Linked DNA regions of Homo sapiens: region 2 is linked to region 1. Evidence: chromatin contacts called from ENCODE Hi-C data. All regions are on one chromosome and are shown on one strand. The core of a region is the stretch at or near the end of the contact, and the rest is flanking DNA. Distances in the headings are between cores, read along the strand shown.

Region 1 (7,913 bases), core at 3,996-6,495:
TGTCTTGGAACTTAGGCATGGACTCAGCATTCATAGGTCCTGACTGTTTTGAATTTCCTTTTCCTGATGGCCCTTTTGTTTAGATTTATTTTCCAGTCTCATGTTGGGTCAGAAAAGTCCTGGGGAGTTTTCTGTGTTCTAGGTCTTGTGGCCTGAGCTGACCTTCACTGTTTTTATTCTTCCTTGATAGCCTGCCTTACACTTGGTGATAATGCACATTTATTGACAGTGAACTCAAAACACATGTATTCTTTCCACTAACAGGGTACCAGATAAGCAAATCCTATATAATTTTGCAGCTGGAGCAAGGAAAAGAGCTGTGGCGGGAAGGAAGAGAATTTCTTCAAGACCAGAATCCAGGTAAGCAACAGGGTCCTGTGCTCTAATAGGAGGAGGTGCTTTGTCAATGAATAATATCAGTTGAATATTAATTAGTGGTTTTATTAAATGAGTGATAATTTCTAAAATGTAGGTTAGGCTACTGGAGCAGAATTCCTTAGATGTTATTGTCATTTTGTTCATGTGTCAGATGCTACTCTTGTGTCCTCTTTTTTTACTTTTCTTTCACTTTTAGGAAAAGGATAATTCATGTACTTGGCTGGGGTTAAACTTTCATATGCTGACTCTTTCCCTGATACCCCTGTGAAGACTATCCCTCTATTTACCTGCCTGATATCTCATCTCCATTTTAACTCTTTTCACATTTTAATTTTAAAAATCTTTTCTAATTGCCGACACTGTACAATCTATTTCTTCTATTCAAGTAGTTTCTTCATTTGACACACTTGCCACATCTAAGTGTCAACTTTTGAAAAAAAGTAAATGGGCCTTGGGGCTTTTCAAACAATTTTATTACCATAATACCAATGTAACAATTTATTTTTCAATTATTTCAGACAGGGAAAGTGCCCTTAAGAAAAAACACATGATATCCATGCATCCTATCACCAGAAAAGACGCATCCACCAGTATGACAATGGTAAGTTTTATAGCTGTGTACACCAGTCATCTAAGTTAAAGACATGGTAATGGGTTAAGTTAGTAATGAAGCACAATCACCTGAGTGTAATTAGGCTGGCATTAAGTGCTTTCTAAGCAAAAAAAAATTGAATACTTTGAATTTAGTGAATACATTGAACTGTGTTCTAAACCATAACATGAGATCTCTAAAATAGAACAAGTGCATATACATTGCTCATGCCCAGACATTGAAAGATATTGATATCATCACAATTATGCAATAACTCTGCAGTTGAGATCTTACAGAAGAGAACATATCTGTGTCTGCAGGAGATAATGTGTATGCAAATGTCAATCGAGAAAAATGACAAGACAAGTCTCAATCATTTTAGGAGATTTATTTGCCAAAGTTAAGGACATGCACCCAGGGGACAGGTGTATGCCTTTCTCCAAAGAAGATTTTGAAGGCTCCAAATTTAAAGGGGAAAGGGTGGGATATTGAGAAGTACACAATTTTCATGTAAAAGGTAGGTAGAAAAAATAGTCATTCATGCATTTTTCTGGCTCAGTGAATCTGGATTTTTTCACATAAGATGACATAAACAAATGAGGCAGAGGAATAATGCAGGAAAGCTGCATTTTACATAAGACAACATAGGCAAAATTGGGCAGGGAAACAATCAGATATGCATTTGTGTCTGGTGAACTGGGGATGACTGCACCTGTAAAGACAAGTTATCAGTTTGCATTGCCATGGTGTAATTTTAACAGCTCATGAGGAATTTCCTTGTGGGCAAAATATGGGGGAGGCGTGTAGCTTTTCATCTTGTAGCCGTATTATTTAGGAACCAGAAGGGGGAGGCAGGTTTCTGTGACCCAGTTCCCAGCTTGATTTTTCCATTTGGTTAAATGAGTTTGGGGTCCCAAAATTTAATTTCCTTTCACACAAGAAACATTGGAAAGCTTTCAACTGGGGTCTACCACTGAATGTTTGGTCTAGGATTCAAAGGTAGTGAAATGAATGTATAGATATATGTGGGTAAACCATTAAGAGCTTTTAATCTTTGTCCCAAAGGAGAACTCTCTCATTCTGGAGGATCCTTTTGAATGTAATGATTCGGGAGAAGATTGCACTCACAGTTCCACAATAACTCAGCGTTTGTTAACTCACAGTGGAAAGAAACCCTATGTCAGCAAACAGTGTGGAAAATCTCTTCGTAATCTTTTCTCCCCTAAACCACATAAACAAATTCATACTAAAGGTAAATCATATCAATGTAATCTATGTGAAAAGGCCTATACTAATTGCTTTCGCCTTAGACGGCACAAGATGACTCACACTGGAGAGAGGCCATATGCATGTCATCTATGTGGAAAAGCCTTCACTCAGTGTTCTCACCTTAGAAGACATGAGAAAACTCACACGGGAGAGAGACCATATAAGTGTCATCAATGTGGGAAAGCCTTTATTCAATCCTTTAACCTTCGAAGACATGAGAGAACTCACCTTGGAAAAAAGTGTTATGAATGTGATAAAAGTGGGAAAGCCTTTAGTCAAAGCTCTGGCTTTAGAGGAAACAAAATAATTCACACTGGAGAGAAACCACATGCTTGTCTTCTATGTGGGAAGGCCTTCAGTCTGTCTTCCGACCTTAGATGACATGAGAGAACATGCACTGGAGAAAAGCCATATGAATGCCATTTATGTGGGAAAGCCTTCAGTCAATGTACTAGTCTTAAATAGCATCAGAAAATTCACGCTGGAGAGAAAATTATAAACTTCTTCAGAACATATTCTGACTTTAGATGACACTGTGTTAGGAATGACGAAGGTAAGGAATGTGGAAGAGACTTCAGCTGTAGTTGTAGCATCTAAACATGCCAAAGGACTCATATTTTGAAGAAATACTGGAATCAACATGGAAGATACTTCAGTTACCTTTATTCTTCAGTCCACATCAATAAATTCATATGGAAGAGAAATTGTATGACATGTATGTACCAAAGACTTGTTAGTGATCTGAGCATAAATGACATGAGAGAGCTGAAACTGTCAACATAGTCAACTAAAAGTCTTCAGCAACAGCTTTAACTTAAAACATGTGGGACTTTCAGGTAGAGAATCTCTAACTCTGCATTCAGTGTGAAAATATTTTTATTTGCAATTTATTGTCAAATAACATGAGAAAACTTTACTTGGATGAACCCTTTATTTGTATTTTCTGTGAATAAACATTCAGCCAAGCACCAGGCTTGATGTTCACAAGAAAACAGAGTGATAAAATGCTGCTAAAATGGAAAATAAGAGAGGAAAGCCTTCATAAGCTAAATAAGAAGGGAAAGTCTTTCCAAGGGCAATGAATTCTCTTGGAATACCAAATACTTCTTACTGGAGAAGTTATGCAATGAAAAATCATGAGAAATCCTTTCTTCATAGAGCAACACTTGTGGCACATGTGAGATTTCACACTGGACAAAACATGGTTAGCATCCTGAAAGGAGAAAATTCTTTAGTGGTAATTCATTTCTTAGTTGACATTAAGTTTCTCACATTGAGGAGCTATCAAACTTGAAAATCACTGTGGAGAAACCTGATAGATTTCTCATCAGAAAAGTGAGTCAAGAAGGTGGACCTCTAGAAAAAACTCTTAACACATACTTTAGCAAAATAATTCAGAAATTTGAGAAAATATCTATTCATAAAAATGTGGCATATAAATGCATAATAGTAAAGTGACCAGGGAATAAATTGAATGCAGAATTATATAAGAAATCTCATTAAACTTTTCCAAAAGATCAATACTTACAAATATTGAAAGAATACAATCTGTTGTTGAAAAAACTTAGTATGTTGGCGAAGCCCTTGTTTCATTTATGCAGCCCTAACAAATCGATTTGCATCTGCACTCCTTGGGTGAGATTCTTGGTCGAGATTCTACCCCAACTTCTGAGTCTCCCCAGTCTTTAACAGCTCTTTCCTCACAGCTCACCTCCCTTTACTTCAACGTCCACTAAAACCACTTGTTTCCATCCAACCCTCGAGTTGACACACCAGGGATCTTCAGCCCCACTTGCTAGATTTCTCAGTGTGTCATTGCATAGATTTAGCAGGGAAATGGAGGCTGTATCAAAGACCCCTAGTATATGCATTTGGGTGTCCGCAGCCCTTGCCTCTGTCTCTGAGCAGTTACCTGGGATCAGAGAATAAGGCAGCTCTTCTCTTCTATCCCTCAGAAGGCTCTTGAAATTTTGTCCCTGGAGCCTCTCTAACTGGAAGTAGCAGTTCATCTCATGACACCCCACATTTTATTCAGGTGAGTCCTGAGTTATTACACAGAGACAGACACAGCTGTGCTCCTTTTACTGCAGTCCAGAAGATAAAACACCAGCATGATAAAACAGCCGAACCTGTCAGCCACCTTGCAAGCCTTTCCTATATTCGATTCAATGTACTTTTCCCGAAGCAAAATGAAAGTTCTCACAGAGGGGCCCTCCTCTGCCTTGTCCTCAGAATTGGAAAATGTATTGTCCGTGAAGGAGCCTCAGTACTGAACCTAAAACTCAAGAGAAAATGTTTCCTGAATATCAAGTGGGATGACTTGAAATTTTGCCAAACAGGCACAATCTTAATACGATCGGCCTTACTAAGGCTAAATGGCCTTATCCGTGGTTGAAGTTGACAAATCAATATATTAAAAAATCTCCACAAGTGATTGATTTTACTCTGCAGCCAGGGTTTATGTCAAGTGTGAGGATAATGAGCAAGAAATTCAAGCCCTTGGCAAACTGGTTGGAGAGGCAAGGACTGTGTCCAGGCAGAGCTCATATCATTATTTATTGTTTAATCTATTTAATTAAATATGTAATTTACCCACAAACTGTGGCTGACATTATATGTACTCCTGAGCCACATTGAGATGTACTATTTGTGCTATGAAATTCTATGGGATTTGACAAATGCATGGTGGCAGATCTCCAGCCATTATTAAAGCGTAACACAGAATGCTTCTCTTATTCAAGCTCATCTTCCCTCCACATAGAGGGAATCAATCGACTTTTGTATACTGATTTTTGAATTTGCTTCTTTATTTCCATCTTCTTCAATTAAAGCACAAGATATCGTACTCAATTTCCATTTGATCTTCCAAAAGAAAAGTACTGAATAATCTACCCCTGAATTTCAGTGATTCAGACTCAGGTCCACCGCTAAGGCCAAACGTCCTGTGCTGCCACCTCATGGCAGGCAGAGGGCAATGAAACTCATCTTTCCGGCCATGCAGGGCGCATGCGCGGTCTGCCTCCCGCGGCGGGCCGGGTCTCCAGGGAGGACCTGAGTTTTTCTTCACCCATGGTCAGGGAGGCGCCATCGCCCTGGCTTTGGGGCTGGGGCCTCCGGGGAGGTTCCGGTAGGGGCGTTGGAGAGGCCGCTCTTTTTGCAAGGCCCGAGATGGCGGGCCCTGCGCAGGCCGCCCTATTCCGCGCCCTCAGGGCGTCAGTATCCGCCTGAGGCCGGATACCCACTCTGGGCTCGGATACCCGCGCTGGGCCCGGAGCATCCTCGGCGCTGCCCTCCCAGAGCCCCGCAGAGGCTGAGGTGGCGCGGGGGCGGCCCCGGCTCCGCGAGAAGAGGCGGCAGCGAGGGCTGGAGGACCCGGGCTACGGGGCTCCGGGGCGTCTGGCCTGGGTGGGACTGAGCCCATCCAGGGACTGGGACTCCGGGGTTCTGGTGTAGGTGGATCCCGGGCAGGCTCAGGACCAAGACCCTCTCCTTCCACCAAGGAGCGCCCAGAGGCCGGCGGGAGCTCCAGGTTCACCTCCTCCTCCTCCAGGTGTTTACTTTTCCTTTATTTCTGTGAGGCCAGAAATTGTCGCCATCCTTCACATCGGTGAATCGGGACCCTAACACTCATTACCTCAGGTTTATTGTTATTGCCATTAACAGTGTTGGTGGCATTATCACTAAGATCATCATTGTTGTTATTATTGTCATTTATGATTATTAGCAGGTGTGTTCATTTTGTCTCACTATGCATTTTTTTTTTTTTTGGGGGGGATTGGTTTTGTATGACGTTGAATTGAGCTTCTTTAATCTTGACCAGTGCTGTCAGATTTCTGAAGAGCATTCCGGAGGACAACTCCTGTCTTTCAGCACAGCCACAGAATTTCGTGGGCACAGGAGAGCACTTAGAATATTCCCCTTTCATTGCACAGCAGCTTTGGGAAATAGTGGCTGCCTGGCTCTGAGATGAGGTAGAAAAGACTGGATACTGGGGCAAGTGTTAGCACCTCCACTGGTGTTTTTATGAAGCTAAGCGCACTGTCTCCCACGTAGACTTAGAATACAATCTGATGGCTCTAAAGGGCCATGGCTGCCCTTCCTGGGACTTCCTGGGAACCTTTAAACCTTCTGTGGTTCCTGGAGTAGGTAGGTTGCCAAGTCTGTGCCTCATATGGTAGCACCAGTCTTTTCTGGGCCAACAAGGACACTTAGAATGTTTCCAGAAGCTCAGGCATGCTGTCTCTGTTCCTCCCTTCTGTTCAATGGCAATTCACTGGGTCCCTGGCTGACATAGAACATCCTGCAGAAGGTTGGGCTTGGGTGACTTCCTGGCCAGCCTTCCCAGGCAGTCATCTTTGAAAAACTTGAAGAGACTCACAGAGGCCATTCACTGGTATTTCATGACTGCAAGTGGGGTTTCTGGATCCTTGAGTTTACTTAGAATATTTGAATGGCTCTGGATGGCCAAGAAACCCTCCCTGGTCTTAGAAGCTGCCAAAAGCTATTACTGGGCCTCTGAAGAGACTTTTAAATTTTTCCAAGTACATTTGGGCATAGGAAACTTTTCCAGGTCTAGCTGAGCCAGCTCAGGTCGAGTCCTGAAAAACTGGTGGGTATTGGGGGATCTCATCTTACGAAAGAGCAATTGGTGGCAAAGCTGGGTCTCCAGGACAGCTGTGTATGTATATGTCTGTAGAACATGCCTTGTTGGACATCTTTGGTAACTGAACACCATTTGTGAATGGATAAACTATATTCATTGCTGTACAATAATGAAAAATCCATATTAACAATGGCAGTAATAAAAATATTGATGGCTATTAACAGGAATAATGATCATCATGATACTAGTACTAATGGTTTTAATACTGATAATAATACTAACCCTATGGACTTGGGACATATAAGTTTTCCATAAGTGGATAATAGGCATAAATATTTGGCTGTGTAGGGTTATTTCAAGTCCCAAAAGCAAGGATGAACATCTAGAACGAGAAGAAAAACAATCTGGAGGTTAGTATGTGCACACCTGTGGACTCCTGTGTTAACTTCTGGTGTTTCAGCCTAAGAGGGAATGTTAATATAACCCTGGTCCTAGAACACCATGCTGACCAACACCTACCAGCTTTCAGGAGATAAGACAGCTGGCTGATGGGGCAGGGATCCAGAGAAGGCACGGGTCCACACCTGCACATGTTGCCCAGTGGCAGAGTTCATGACAAGCAATAAGCCCCAGGACAATGTCATTCCCAGCTACCTGGCTGTCATCTGCTCTTTCATGGCCCCTCTCTACTGGTACCTCTAGGCACTGGCATGTCCTCCAGAGGCTGCAGGAGGGCATGATACTCAGTACTCTCCCAACTGCAGGAGGGAAGAAAGATGGAAACAGCTAAATACCATGGCTTCTGGATTTTTTTTGCTGGGCATGGCATATTTTGCATTTGCTTTAATAATGCTGGAACCCAGTCAGTGGCTTGCAATACAGATCTAGATGACTCTGGACACCTGTAGAGATTTTGACAATTTCCAGAAGGTCACAAGTTCTTGGAGGACTTTTTCATGAGTTCTTCGACTGAAAAGGTGGTTCAAAGAGCTTCTATACTGACTTAGAAAATGTTGCAGAGGCCAGGTGCGGTGGCTTATGCCTGTAATCCCAGCACTTTGGGAGGCCAAG
Region 2 (7,913 bases), core at 2,193-4,692, 110 kb before region 1:
GGGATTACAGGCGTGAGCCACCGCGCCCGGCCCTTTTTTTTTTTTTTTTTTTTTTTTTTGTGATGGAGTCTCGCTCTGTCTCCCAGGCTGGAGTGCAATGGTGCGATCTCGGCTCACTACAGCCTCCGCATCCCGGGTTTAAGCAATTCTTCTGCCTCAGCCTCCCGAGGAGCTGGGATTACAGGCGTGTACCACCACGCCCGGCTAATTTTTGTATTTTTAGTAGAGACGGGGTTTCACCATGTTAGCCAGGATGATCTTGATTTCCTGACCTGGTGATCCGCCCGCCTCGGCCTCCCAAAGTCCCGGGATTACAGATGTGAGCCACCAGGCCCGGCCGGCCACCAACTTCTTAATTCTTTGTAATGTATCTTCTGCTTCCATAATTCTGCTAAAATTACTTCTAAAAACCAAATCCAAACGTTTGTTTCTCAGTCACCTTCCACAATATGTGTCATTAGATACACTGACTTCTTAACACTCTCTTCTCTTGGCCTCTGTGATATTACCTTCCCCTAACTGTGAACATGCTCGTAAATGTACCCTGCTTTATAGCTTTCCTGAACAATTCACTATTCCAACTTAATGCCATTTTCCGTTCCATGGCTAATGCTGTTTACTTCTATCTGGAATTATGCCCTTCACCAAGTCTTCAGCTTCTTAATTTGTGTGTGTGCGCATGTTTGAACCTTTTTTTCATATTCTATATGCAATGACACATTTTATCTTGTACAATAATTATAATGGCTGTCTAATCTATTATTCTGGATTTAAACTTTATGATGGTAAAAAGGAGTCTTATTCATAAATGCTCATTTCACATAATTTAACATAATGCCTTATGAGACACCAAGGTTAAAGATTATGTGGAAAGGCTGGGCGCAGTGGCTCATGCCTGTAATCGCAGCACTTTGGGGGGCCGAGGGGAGAAGATCGCTTGGGGCTAGGAGTTCAAGACCAGCCTGGCTAACATGGCAAAATCCCATCTCTACCAAAAATACAAAAATTAGCTGGGTGTGGTAGCTCACACTTGTAATCCCAGCTACTTGGGAGGCTGAGGCACGAGAATCGCTTGAACTGGAGAGGTGGAGGTTGCAGTGAGCTGAGATTGCACCACTGCACTCCAGCCTGCATGACAAAGAGACTCTGTCTCAAAAGAAAAAAAAAGAAAAAAAAAATTACTTGAATAGATGGATGCCCATTTTGGGGGTTGACTTTTTTTTTCTTTTGCAATTACATCTAAAATTCTAATTTGTATCCATGTAATCCTTACCCAGGCCTCTTCCTTAATTCCCATGCTGTCCCTTTTAACTTTCTTTTTGTGAAATTCCTAATTTTTACTGGATAAAATAACATTTTACTTTTATAGAGGCTCAAAATATTTTTGTGACTTGAAAGTAGTTCTGCTGAGTCAGCCAAATATTGCCATAGGGCCTCATATGATTAGCAGAAGTTAAAATAGCAAGTCAACAAAATAATAAAAAAGAAGACATGGGCTGGGCACAGTGGCTCACACCTGTTATCCCAGCACTTTGGGAAGCCAAGGCAGGCAGATCACCTGAGGTCAGTTTGAGACCAGCCTATCCAACATGGAGAAACTCTGTCTCTACTAAAAATACAAAATTAGGTGGGCATGGTGGCACATGCCTGTAATCCCAGCTACTCAGGAGGCTGAGGCAGGAGAATCGCTTGAACCTGGGAGGCAGAGGTTGTGGTGAGCCGAGGTTGCGCCACTACACTCCAGCCTGGGCAACAAAAGCAAAACTCCATCTCAAAAAAAAAAAAAGAAGAAGAAATTATTCTCATTCCCCTTTCCATGGCCTTGTCTACTCAGATATTTAAATACTATCACGGTACCCCCCTAAAATATTGAGAGAAGAATAGAGTCATGGGATGCTAGGGCTGAAAGAAAACTTGGTAATCATCTCTCCTCTCCTCATTTTGTTGTTGTTGTTGTTGTTTGTTTGTTTGTTTGTTTGTAGAGATAGGGTCTTGCTATGTTGCCCAAGCTGCTCTCAAACTCCTGGACTCAAGCAATCCTCCCATGTTGGCCTCACAGTGTGCTGGGGTTACAGACATGAGCCACTGTGCCCAGCCTACGTTTTCTCTGCTTTTATTTCTCAAGTTTGACAGTGAAACTCAGCAAATTAGATTACAAGCATATAATCATTACTAGGGAGGTTCTTGGATTTCAGGTCCGAGGACTGTTAGGCAAATGCTGTTTTTACTACCAAAAAAAAAAAAAAATCACATTAAAAAAAAAAAGATATATGGTATTGCTAATAAAGGGGAAGCTGCCGAGAACTGCATGAACTGAAGTAGCAGGGACTGCAAACAGCAAAATTTTAATAAAAATAGAGTTATCTGTCATGAGCTATATGTTAAATATTGTTATTATCTGTTTTGAAATGAAAGTATGTAGGAGTCAGGGATTAAAAGTCCTTTAGAACAAGGCTGGGTGTGGTGGCTCACGCCTGTAATCCCAGCACTTTGGGAGGCAGAGGCGGGTAGATCACCTGAGGTCAGGAGTTTGAGACCAACCTGGCCAACATGGTGGAACCCTGTCTCTACTAAAAATACAAAAAAATTTAACTGGGTGTGGTAGCACGTGCCTGCAATCCCACCTACTCAGGAGGCTGAGGCAGGAGAATCGCTTGAACCTGGGAGGCGGAGGTTGCAGTGAGCTGAGATCATGCTACTGTACTCCAGCCTGGGCAACAGAGTGAGACTCTGTCTCAAAAAAAAAAAAAAAAAAAAAAAGTCCTGCAGAGCAAGATTACTTTTTACATTTCTTCAAGTTAATTTGGCTAAAAATACCATACCTTTATGTGTTTAAGATTAGTAGAGGATTAAAAAAAATTATTACTAAGTTGACCAGCCGTAATTTAAAGGTAATTAATATCCTGAAACTAAAATTCCACTGTGATAGAGAAAGAAAAGTGGACCCCAGAATCAAATTGTAGTAATAGGATAACAGAGTCAGTAGCAATAAGGAATGGGCAAAAGAATAAAAAAAAGAAAGAGGAAATGGAAAGGGAAAAAAAGTGCAATCAATTATTTGAAAAACAAATTAATGGGGACAGCTGGAATCAAAGTTCAGGGTGAAATACATAGCCAATTCAAAGAAAGGAAAGAAATGATGTAAAAATTCACTATTAATTCCACTATGAAAATATTAAAAGCAAAGACAAATGCAATGTGGAATATTTAGAAAAAGGAAGTTAGACATAGAGATAAGATAAAAGAATTCAAAGTCAGAGAAGGAATAGGGGAAATAGAAGATAGTGACACTCAAACTCATTACCTATAATGAGCAAAACAGGCTAAGCACAAGTCATCAGGTAGGTCTAGGTTTTCTTACCAAAAAACTGAGACAGTAGCTGAAGGCTTCAGCACCTGGATGTCTCCACGAGTCCTGTCTGGTCCCCACACTTAGCCACAGTGAAGTCATGAAGTATGGCAAGAAAATTTGCTGAGCTTTCTCTTCTTCTGTTCTCTCTCTGTTTCCGGCAATAAGTTAAGTCTTATGCTCTAGACCACTATCTGACCTCACAGGAAGAGTTTCAAAGTGAGTCATTTCTAAATGGCTTAGAAAGGCAAAGCAGGAAAACAGAAGTAGGAGTTTATAATCCTGAGACATTTTCTGCAGCACACAGAGAATGGTTAGAGAGAGGGTACCTCTGTACATAGGGTTCAACTTTATAGGTTTTGTTTAGAAATGAAAAAAAAAAGACTCTATGAGATGTGAGGGTTGGAGTGGGGAGTGGTTGGGGAGGAATGACCTGAATAAACTCATTTAATTAATCTCAAATAACATATCTGAAATGCTTGATATATGTGAAAAACGGTGCCATGTCAAAATCAGGATGAATTAAGCTATATTCTAATCTCCAGAGATTCACAATCGAGTGGGAATATGTACCCATACATATACACACAAAGCTGTAATACAAACTAGGCTATAATAATAGAAGTAACAATAGAAGTAAAATAATAGAACACTCTAGCCAGGGGTATATATAACCCAGGGCAATCTAGGAGAGTCTTAAGATAGAAATAAGATGTGGGCAAGTACTTAATTAAGTACCTGTAGGAATTCTAGAGACAGAAAAAGGTGAAAAGCTGCTTAGGCTATAAGTGGAGCCTAGTCAAAGGCAGGTAGGTGGTAGAGGGCAGGTAGGTGGGGAGGTAGGTGGGAGAGCTTAGTGGTCACTGGAGAACAGGCTGGAGTCTAGGTGCTGTTTCATCAGGAAGGAGTACAGAAGACTGAAGGTAATTCCTGCTTAATGAATACTATGCTGTAAATAATTCTTATATTATTCTTTTAGATATATGCATATACTCTTTTAGATATATGCATATAAAATAAAGTTTATTTGGGTCAAATGTATTTGAACACTGTTGTCTGTGATATAGGCTTCAGTCTATATTAATCAACTTGTCCAAACCATAATATCTGCTCCTCTGCTTGTTTGCAGTCAAGTCACCACGGAATATTTTTGAGGCAGAAAGATCAAAAGAAAAATGCCAAGAGTTGAGTAGTATTTATTAGTTTATTTCCATTGTCATCATCTAATTACAAAAATAGAACATACTTTGTTCTAGAAGAGATAAATTGAAATAATACAGAATTATAATGGGTAAAAAAAATGAAAGATTTTCTTTTCAATTCCACTGCTCGAAGTAACTATTTTTAATAGGTTAGTGTTCATTCTTCCTGATTTTTTTTTTTCTGAATATAGCACACATTTTGTTTGTTGGAGACAGGGCCTCAGTCTGTCGCCCAGGCTGGAGTGCAGTGCCACCATCTTGGCTCACTGCAACCTCTGCCTCCTAGGTTCAAGCAATTCTCCCACCTCATCCTCCTTAGTAGCTGGGACTACAGGCATGTGCCACCACAACCGGCTAATTTTTATATTTTTTCGGTAGAGATGGGGTTTTGCCATGTTGGGCAGGCTGGTCTTGAACTCCTGAGCTCAGGTGATCCACCTGCCTCAGCCTCCCAAAGTGCTGTGATTACCGGTGTGAGCCACCCCACCCGGCCTAACACACATTTTTCTAAAAGGTAGTTTTGAACATAAATGGGATGGTAATTTATGTGTGATTTTATGTCTTGCTTTTTTACTTAACAATATATCAAAACATACTTCCATGTTAGTACATATAATCCTATTGATTATTTTGGGTTTTCTTTCCTCCAATATTTGGAAATATTGAATAATATAGGTATCCAGAAAGCATATAAAATGTAGGATTATCATATATGTACATATATATCTAATTAAAATATATTTTATAAAAACAATTAATTCCCCATGGTAAAAATTAAATATGAGAAGATTAAAGTAAAAACCAAAATTTCCTAAACACCTAGCTATCCTCTTTCCACTTTCCAGATGTAGTCTCTCTCTTAAATACGCATATTCTACTACGCATATTGTTTTGTTCTATTTTTTCCACTTATCTTTTTATATCAGGACATCTTGGCCCAAATTACACTTTTTTTTTTTTTTTTCCTGAGACAGAGTTTTGCTCTTGTCACCCAGGTTGGAGTGCAATGGTGCGATCTCGGCTCACTGCAACTTCTGCCTCCTGGCTTCAATCGATTCTCCTGCCTCAGCCTCCCAAGTAGCTGGGATTACAGGTGCCCACAACCACACCTGGCTAATTTTTTGTATTTTTAGTAGAGACGGGGTTTCACCATGCTGGCCAGGCTGGTCTCGAACTCCTGCTCTCAGGTGATCTGCCCACCTCGGCCTCCCAAAGTCCTGGGATTACAGGCGTGAGCCACTGCGTGCGGTCCCAAATTATACTTTTTAAGTTGCTCCATATTATTCCACTTACTTAATTATTTTTCGTGGAATATTGTTTTTATCCAATTTTAAATGATTATAAACAAAACTCAATGAGCACTATAGTATTTACATGTATTTCTGTAGAATAGAGTTTTAGAATTGGAATTGCTAAGTCTAAGAGCACACACTTTTACATTTTGAAAGATACAGAATTTTCCACTAAAGAGACTTCACAAATTGTCACACTAAGTTCAGTACCATAAACATATACTCTGCTTCTGCTCCTGCTCCTGATACAGTGTGTTGCACTGCGGAAGATGGAGGAGGAATGAGAGATGTATATAACTGTAATACAGTAGGGGCTGTTAGGAGGGCACAATACACCCTGGGAATATGAAACCGTAAGAGACTAATTCTCATGGAAGCAAACCCACGATGATGCACTGAAGAGGTAGCATTGGGGCCATAAGGATGGGTAGAAATTTGTCAGGCAATAGTACTGTAAAATAATACCTTGTCTCTCTCTCTCCCCTACCATGAATTTCTTGTCTGTCTCCAGTGGCTGCTACCTTGCCTGGTATAACAGGTCTGTGGCACCAATAAGTGAATGAATGTTTGTTTGAAAAGGATGTTGACATCTGAATATAATTCAAATAATTAACTTGAGTCCTTAGAGTTGTTTCTGGCATGAATTCACTTTTACTAATTTCTCTCTCTCTAAAGATTACACAGCAATGTGGCTGGGTGTGGTGGCTCATGCCTGTAATCCCAGCACTTTGGGAGGCCAGGGCGGGCGGATCACCTGAGGTTAGGAGTTCGAGACCAGCCTGGCCAACGTGATGAAACCCTATCTCTACTAAAAATATAAAAATTTAGCTGGATGTTATACAGCAATTTAAACTGGTTCAAGAGCTCCCAGCTGTGTTCTTTGGATTTTTCAGGAAGAAAATTACTAAAAACTTGTTGTGAATAGTGCTCCTGTTTCTGGATGACCTCTCTCTCTTCTTAAAAAGTACTGGTTGTTTTGTGGTGTATTGTGGAAAGCTCTGAGGAAGTTATGTGATTCACTTCTGTTTTGTTCTATTCTGAATATCTAAATATAAATTTCTAAAAGCAGAGATCAGATGCTTTGGAAAAAAGAAAATTTGAATGTATGTTGCAAAGGCAGCCATATTAAAACCTTTTACCAGTCACTTGACTAATTCTACACTGTAATTGATGGAGATCTGTATTAAAGCTTGTTTGGCCAAAATAAAAATGTTAGAATCACAGATCTCTAGCTTGTTTTCTCTGAGAGAGTTAAATACATTATAAAGTTACTGTCCTTAAAGACTTCAACAAAAAATGATTAAATCCGTTATTAGATAATTTGTAGTAACCTATGCTCTAAATTAAATATAACTAAGTGCCAAAAACTGTGGATGACACAGACAAATGCAATGGCTGGTCAGCAAAGGGTAAGATTGATTGATGGTGGCTAGAATTAGCTGGAAAATTTTTATGGAAGAAAAGATTCATGAGGTGAATAGAGCACTAGACCAGGAATGTGGAGACATACATTTGACTTTCAGTTTTGTAATAACTACTCGACCTTGGGCTAGATACTTGACCTAGAAATTTGTTGTTGTTTTCTTAGGTGGAAAATTAAAGGTTGGATTAAATGGTCTTTCAGGTTTCTTTTACATCTAACAATCTATAATTCTCTCATTTGAGCAGGGAGATTGAAGCTGAGAGGGCATTTCAAGGGAAAAGCATGAGCACATATTAAGGGGGAGGTGAGCCCAACACAACTAAATGGCACAGGTACATGGCGTTGGTGGGAGTAAAAAGGGTATTCTAAGGACTAAGGGAGGGCAGGTAGAAAGCCTGGGTTTAAGTCTCAACTTTGCCACTTACTAATTGTGTTACTGAAAATAAGCTTCTCACACTGTATGTTCTCGTTTTCTTATCTGCAAAACAGGGACTGTGTCAGATATCATCTATCGATACTCAAGCCGCCCACACCCTTCCTTATTATCTATTAGAAACCTATGGACTATGTCTCCTCTACCTTCTCTCCAGCTGGGTTCTGAATAGGATCTTCCGGAAGGACATGTTCATGTGTCAATGGAAAGTAAG

The links. A loop is a pair of places that touch in the nucleus more often than their neighbours do. Pooled maps may share reads with other maps.
Region 2: a pooled map shows a loop between it and region 1 (2.7-fold over the local background). The contact joins the promoter of C3AR1 here to the promoter of FAM66C in region 1. A Hi-C loop is called at or near these places in 3 of 50 pooled maps.

Annotation. Positions count from the first base shown.
Region 1 is chr12:8,174,964-8,182,876 of GRCh38, forward strand. It overlaps FAM66C (family with sequence similarity 66 member C), which reads left to right and starts at 5,246. Exons shown (of 8, transcript NR_026788.1): 1 at 5,246-5,789. It overlaps ZNF705A (zinc finger protein 705A), which reads left to right. Exons shown (of 6, transcript NM_001004328.3): 4 at 265-360; 5 at 897-979; 6 at 2,036-5,083. The coding sequence ends at 2,620. RefSeq lists enhancers at 5,285-5,414, 5,610-6,109 and a silencer at 5,565-5,684.
Region 2 is chr12:8,062,917-8,070,829 of GRCh38, forward strand. C3AR1 (complement C3a receptor 1) reads right to left here and starts at 3,443. Exons shown (of 2, transcript NM_004054.4): 1 at 3,362-3,443.